Linked DNA regions of Homo sapiens: region 2 is linked to region 1. Evidence: chromatin contacts called from ENCODE Hi-C or POLR2A ChIA-PET data. All regions are on one chromosome and are shown on one strand. The core of a region is the stretch at or near the end of the contact, and the rest is flanking DNA. Distances in the headings are between cores, read along the strand shown.

Region 1 (3,515 bases), core at 354-2,853:
TATTTTTCATTTATGTATTTTTTGAGATGGAGTTTCGCTCTTGTTGCCCAGGCTGGAGTGCAATGTGCAATCTTGGCTCACCACAACCTCTGCCTCCCAGGTTAAAATGATTCTCCTGCCTCAGCCTCCCTAGTAGCTGGGATTACAGGCATGCACCACCATGCCCAGCTAGTTTTGTATTTTTAGTAGAGATGGGGTTTCCCCATGTTGGTCAGGCTGGTCTCGAACTCCCAACCTCAGGTGATCCACCCACCTCGGCTTCCCAAAGTGCTGGGATTACAGGCGTGAGTCACCATGCCCAGCCAGACACAGTATTTTGTTCCACTGGTATATTTGTGTGTGGTTGTGCTGATAGTGCACTGGCTCAATTTTTGCAGCTGTATAAACCTAGGTAGTATAAATCCTCCAACCTTGTTCTTCTCAATGTTGTTGGCATGGCTATTCTTGACATGTTATATTTCTATATGAATTTTAGAATCACCTTATCTACAAAAAAATTTTTAAAAGAGAAAAACATGGTGGGATTGCAGTGAATATGTGGAACAATTTAGGGTGAATTGGGTCTTTGTTGAGTTTCCAAGCCATGACATATGGCATATTTTTTCAATTATTCGGGTCATCTTTATTTTCCTCCTGTGTTTTAAAAATTTTCAGTGTTGGGTGTCTTTTACATCTTCCATTGGAATGATTTTATTTAACTAATTCATAGGTATCTGATATATTTTGATAATTTTATTTTGTTATTTTTATTTCAACATGTTTTTGTGGTAATTCTAATATGAACATCAATTCTTGGTTTTTGTAATTCGGTACTGGATTCACATACGTTATAGTTTTTCTGGATGCTGGACATTGTAAGTTTAAAAAATTGCATAAGCTCTAGATTATATCAAATTATATCTTTTTCTGGGGTTTATTTGTTCTTCTGTTTGGCATTTGAGTGGAGCCCTGATAGCCTTAATTCAGTTAGGGTCAAATCTGGATCAAGGCTGTATTACAGTTTGGGTAAGACCTCTAGTTTGCCCTGATTTTTGGGCATATTCTTCCAGGGTGTGTTCACTTAACCACCATCTCATTGGGTCCTAAAATCTCAAGAATACAAAGCCTTCCACTCTGATTTTCAGAGGTCTTCGGCTTACCTTTTGCCTTCCACACCTCATGATTTTAGAATTCAGCAAATGTCTTGAGGTAAAGCCAACCATGTGTTTGAAGCCCTTCAGGTCTTCCATTTTTTTCACTCCAAACCCCTTAGATGCTAAACGATCAGCTGGTTTCTCTGTCCTTTATTTGGGGCCCTCTGTCTGAGTCAGACTCACTTTTTTGGTCCTTTACTTTTTCCTGGAATCAGCAAATGCCTCAAGGGAAGAAAAGCTATAGTTTACCAGCTCACTTCCTAGCAATTACTCCTTCTCCAGATTCTTGGCTCCATCTGTTCTTGTTGCTTCAGCAGCTCTCTGTCTGATGCCTTTAAACAGATGGTACTTTTCTTGTATTTCATCAAGATTTTCTTGTTGTTGATGTGAGCGTTGATCTGTAACAGAGTATTTCATCTTAACCGGAAATGGAAATTTGCATTATTCTCCACCATTGCTCAAGTTCCTCTAGTGGGGCCTCACAGCTCAATATTAGGGGAAAAAATATTGAGAAAGAATTTAGAGTATTTCAGGTTGATTGATCATAAAAAAGAAACAAAATGAGTGATACCTAGGAAAATTGTTTGATTTACAGAAGGTTGCACAGCAGAATTATAGCTGCCACTCAGCCATTCCATTAAACCTGCGGTACTGACTATGTAAGATGCTTCTGTGTACAGAAGCTAGAGAATCTTTGGTAAGCAACATAGAACTCTAGGATTTAAGCTCTTGTCTGTGATCAACAATATGATGTTGAGTGCTTAGAATCTTGAAGTCTCAGGTTTATTTAAACTGATTATTTAATTGTAGTGGCCTGCTTTTACCTTCTCACCTCAGTTACCTTTGTTAACATTTGTTTGTATTCTTTTATGAGGCAACCTTGAATCCCATATGCAATGTATACAAGATGGTTCATTATTTCTTTTTAATAACAGTTTAACTTCTAGTAGTTACTGTGAATCAGTTTTAGCCTCTTAATCTCAGGATTTGGACTAAATATTATACAAAATTTATAATGTTAACCTTTTGTTATAATAATTTGTAAATTTCTATAAATTATATTTTCTCTAGTTAAGTATTACATCTTTTAATGAAAACTTTTGAATATTGGTTAATTTTTGTCCTCAATATTAGAACAAATGTAATCTAGAAAATTGACATTAATATATCAAAAACTAATCTGTCTTATAAGATTACTGAGAAAGTAATGAACACTGTCACCTTGGTTGTCATGTGGTGAACTGCATGTATTGGTTAATAATAATCATACATTTTCAGTCTTGATTTGACAAAAGCAACAAAGTATCTTTTCTCTCAATATAGGAAAGAATTATTCCATATTTATTACGACTGAGACAAATTAAGGATGAAACTCTTCAGGCTGCAGTTAGAGAAATTTTGGCCCTAATTGGCTATGTGGATCCAGTGAAAGGGAGAGGAATCCGAATTCTCTCAATTGATGGTGGAGGAACAAGGTAAGGCTAGGAACATGATTCTTTTTTTTTTTTTTTTTTTTTTTTTTTGAGATGGAGTTTCCCTCTGTTGCCCAGGCTGGAGTGCAGTGGCACAATCTCAGCTCACTGCAACCTCTGCCTCCCAGGTTCAAGCGATTCTCCTGCCTCACCCTCTCAAGTAGCTGGATTTACAGGCTCCCGCCACCATACCCGGCTAATTTTTGTAGTTTTAGTGGAGACAGGGTTTCACCATATTGGCCAGGTTGGTCTCAAACTCCTGACGCCAGGTGATCTGCCTGCCTTGGCCTCCCAAAGTGCTAGGATTACAGGCGCGAGCCACTGCGCCCAGCTGGAACATGATTCTTAAAAACTACAGATTCAATTCAGCTTTAGGAATTAAAAAAAAAAAGATTTGATATAAATAAAATCAAATTTTTAAAATAAAACATGAAATTGTTTTAATTAATACTTTATTAATCTAAGTGCTACTCTGACATATACTTCAGTTCTTTGGTTTGATTTGGTATTTATATTTTTGTATTTGATTTGATTTGATTTTAGTATTTATATTTTTATATTTGGCCTTTTTAGACCTTTTTGGTAGTTCAGAAGCTTATCAACCATTATTCTCATAAAACCTTGACAGTGTTTTATAATTTTAGCTTTCATTTATTATTTTATTTTTTTGGAGACAGAGTCTTGCTCTGTCGCCCAGGCTGGAGTGCAGTGGTGCGATCTCAGATCACTGCAACCTCTGCCTCCCAAGTTCAAGCGATTCTCCTGTCTCAGTCTCCGAAGCAGCTGGGATTATAGGTGTCCACCACCATGCCTGGCTAATTTTTTGTGTTGTAAGTAGAGACGGGATTTCACCATGTTGTCTAGGCTGGTCTTGAACTCCTGACCTCAGGTAAACCACCTGCCTTGGCCT
Region 2 (3,515 bases), core at 547-3,046, 2.6 Mb before region 1:
GTGGAGAAAAAGGAACACTTTTACACTGTTGTTGGGAGTGTAAATTAGTTCAACTGCTTTGGAAGACAGTGATTCCACAAAGACCTAAAGGCAGAAATACCATTTGACTCAGCAATCCCATTACTGTGTATATACCCAAAGGTCTTACTTTTAATGAAAGATACGAATCATTTGAAGAACAAAAGTAATCTCACTATGCCAAGAAATTCACAATCAAGGATGACATGTCAGGAATCAATGAGACAAATTTTTTTCTCTGTCTCTTCCTCAGATTCCTTTATTCTTCCCTATGTTTCTCCTTATATTTCTCTGTAGATCCAAAAAGGTCTCTCATCTTGGCTTTTCTCTATGTCTCTCTCCATTCTTTTCACTCAGGGGATTGACTTTTACTCCTTTTCTAGCGATGTGAAACAATATCTAGCAATATTTCCACAAAATCCATACATTTACTTGTTACTCATACTATAATAACAACAATCATCCCTTTAATCCTGAACCCTCATCTATCTTTCCTTCTCTGTTCTCCTCACATTAAGTTTCTCAGAAGAGCTATCAATATTTGCTACAATCATATCATCACTTTCTACCTACTTTGTCAGTTGACTTTTCTCTGATTTCTAATCCAAACTTGTTACTGAAATTCTGCTTTGGAATCTCAACCAGTGCCCTCCCAATTTGGTTATTGCACATCAAAGCCTCCTAAGTCATCTTCATGCTTGTCTGCACATTCTGTCTCTTGTCATTGTGGGTTCATCTACCTCTTAAGTATTTATCCTAGGCTTGTTCTTTTGCCTACTGTTCTTTATATGCTCTCTTAGATAATATTGTCTCTACTACTATGTAATTACTACTTTCAAACCTATATCAGTGCTCTTGCAAGTAAAATTAATCAGTCTCTTTATCCGTGCATCCATCCATCCATCCGTCTATCTATCTTTCTACCTATCAATCCTTCCCTCCAATTGTCTGGTAAATGTCTCTACTTGCGTGATCCCCAGGCACTCTGTACTCTACGTGTCTAAAGCTGACCTCTTAAGCGCTCCCCTAAACTGGCTTTCTTCTTTTTTCCTTTCTTTTTTTTTTTTTTTTTTAATTTTATTTCTGCTGCTGCCTCGTTACCTAGAGAATTACAGGAACTTTGGATCTTGTGCCTCATATCTTGCATTTCACCATATACAACTTGATTTTACTCTGAAGTTTTCTTAAATTATCTTCTCTGTCTGCTAGATATTCATCGTCTCTTACCTTGGCTGCTGCAATTTCTCCTAACTTCCCTGCTTCCAGTCTCATCTTTTCTAGTTCATCTTTCTTGCTTCCAATCTCATACCTTCTAGTCCATTCTTCCCTTCCTCCACAACACAGTCAGGCTCACACTTGTGTTTAGCAAGCCTACTTCTTACTGTTCACTCTTCATTCCTCAGTTCAATTATTTCTTGACAGCAAATTTAGTATTTTTGTTGTTATATTTATTATTGGTATTATTCAGAAAATAGAAATGATTTTCCTTGAGCTATCCACAAACCACAATGAAATAGATCAGATTTTAAAATATGCATAGCTGTACACATGCAGAAATTATGTATGCTGAAATTAAAGTACCTAGAATAATATTAAATAGCATTTGTTGAGTTTAACTCGATGCAAGACACTGAAACTTGGTAGACCCTGCACACATATGGTTTCATTCTTACAGTACCGTGAGGCAGTCAGGGACTTTCCCCTTTTCACAGAAGAGGAAACTGGGGTTGGTGAACTTCTACAGTTGTCACGCTAGTGAAGAAGGAAAGCTAGAATGCAAGTCAGGCTTCAAAGCCAACAGTCTTAAAACTGTATTTTCTTCTCTTCAGTGATCTTTTGAGGCCCTCGTTCTCCTCTCCTTTGCGGGTTTTATAGCTTAACTTTTGCTTCCTGTGTTTGCTTATGTGTAACCAGATTGACAAAAAATATTCATGGTAGAAGACTAACAATTTAGCTATACCTCATGTTTTTCAACCCCAAAATGTTTGACAATATTTTTATTCTCCTAATTGGATGATTAACATAGTGTGAAGGTATCTATAAATCATTATTCCTCAAAGGCAAACATTATATCAGCTGAGATAATTTTTTATTATTTTCATGTTGGTTTTTATTTTGGATAGTTGTTGTTATTTGTCTGCCTTTAAGAGTCAATATTTAAGATGAATGACAATTGTATTATCCAGCTCTTTTTCTAATTATTGTGTCGTCCTGAAACTAAATAACAAAATGGATCGATACACATACATAAAACTTCAACATTGGTATACATGAAACTACTTTACTATATTTTAAATATATTTGAGACTACAAAAGGCAACATTTGCACCCTGTTTTAATAGCAGAGTTTCAAAGCTTTATTGAAGATGATTGTTATGCAGAAAACTGGAAAATCAGAGTAGTAGTCTTTAGGCATAGAAGGAACAAGAATAGGACAGGCTTAGGTTTTTAAGGTAAGGAAATGTAAAATACAATCAAACAAAAGAGCAACACGTGTCATTTTTTTTTTTTTTTTTTTGGCAAAATCGCTTATCTTTCTTTCCATTCCATAGACATGATGCAGAAAATGAGCAAATTAACCCTCGCCATTAAGAGCACTTCTTACATCTTTAACCTTTTATAAAGGGTACATTTGATTAGAAATGCAATGAATATTCAGTGCTTTGGTCAGTTTAGACTTTGGGGGTGCTCCCCAGCTGTATAATGCTCACTGAGAGCCTATGTGTGAACCACAAGCCTGGGAGAAGCCTGGCTGTCTGAAGGGGCTGTGCTGAAGGCTTTCACATAGTTCCCATTACTAAGGAAACCACTCGTTTTGTCTGAACACTCTCTGAATAGATGTCTCATTTGAAGTCTAGTGCTCAAACCATGAGGATTGCATTATGGAGCTGAGAAAGAAATGAGGAGAACAAAAAATGCTTGAAAATGCCAACAAGCATTCACAAAGCGTTGTACTGTAATAACATTCCATGAGACAGAAGGTGCGTTTATTTTTGCCGCATTCCAAGTTATTTTGGTGTTATAAAAGCAAATTCCTTTGCTTGCCCACGTAATCAAAATAAGAAAAGCAGATGTTCTTCTGACCTATTCTTAATTCCTGCTCTTGTTAGGGTCTCACTGAGAAGTGTGACATATAGAAAAAGCAGGACAAAATATGGATTCTCATATTAATGTAGATTTGCTCCGTTGTACTTTATAACTAAATGGTGTAGTGCTATCCCTGTGCCAATAAACAAACACATGTTCAGAGTCAGACCTCAGGATTTGTAGCCTCCAAATGGTTACTGTTAAATTCAGAATGGCTACTGCAAACTGGTGCTTGGTGCTCATTAATGAGCATCCAACTCAGATTTGGAGTGAGAAAACACTGCTTCTAGGAGACTCCTGCTCCACTCTCCAGCTTCTGCCAACCTACAGCAAAGAAAGCAGCTCCTACTTAAAATATCAGGCAATCATTCTTTCTTCCTCACTCTGGAAAGTAGGGTTTGCGGGACTTT

The links. A loop is a pair of places that touch in the nucleus more often than their neighbours do. ChIA-PET counts read pairs that join two places held with the same protein, here RNA polymerase II (POLR2A). Pooled maps may share reads with other maps.
Region 2: a loop to region 1 is called in a pooled map, with 19 times the contacts of the local background. The contact joins two enhancer-like sites. A Hi-C loop is called at or near these places in 2 of 50 pooled maps. POLR2A ChIA-PET finds 5 or more read pairs at or near these places in 2 of 52 experiments (OCI-LY7 and activated CD8-positive, alpha-beta T cell).

Annotation. Positions count from the first base shown.
Region 1 is chr7:108,501,584-108,505,098 of GRCh38, reverse strand. PNPLA8 (patatin like domain 8, phospholipase A2) reads left to right here. Exons shown (of 11, transcript NM_001256007.3): 5 at 2,457-2,608. Among named protein-coding and RNA genes, the nearest start is that of PNPLA8, 23 kb to the left of the region's middle. Within about 2 kb of position 1,603, at least 4 of the 41 ENCODE cell types and tissues checked have a DNase peak (open chromatin) inside an H3K27ac peak, as active enhancers do.
Region 2 is chr7:111,081,877-111,085,391 of GRCh38, reverse strand. The region is part of intron 3 of IMMP2L (inner mitochondrial membrane peptidase subunit 2); the gene reads left to right. Among named protein-coding and RNA genes, the nearest start is that of LRRN3, 7.5 kb to the left of the region's middle. Within about 2 kb of position 1,796, at least 5 of the 41 ENCODE cell types and tissues checked have a DNase peak (open chromatin) inside an H3K27ac peak, as active enhancers do.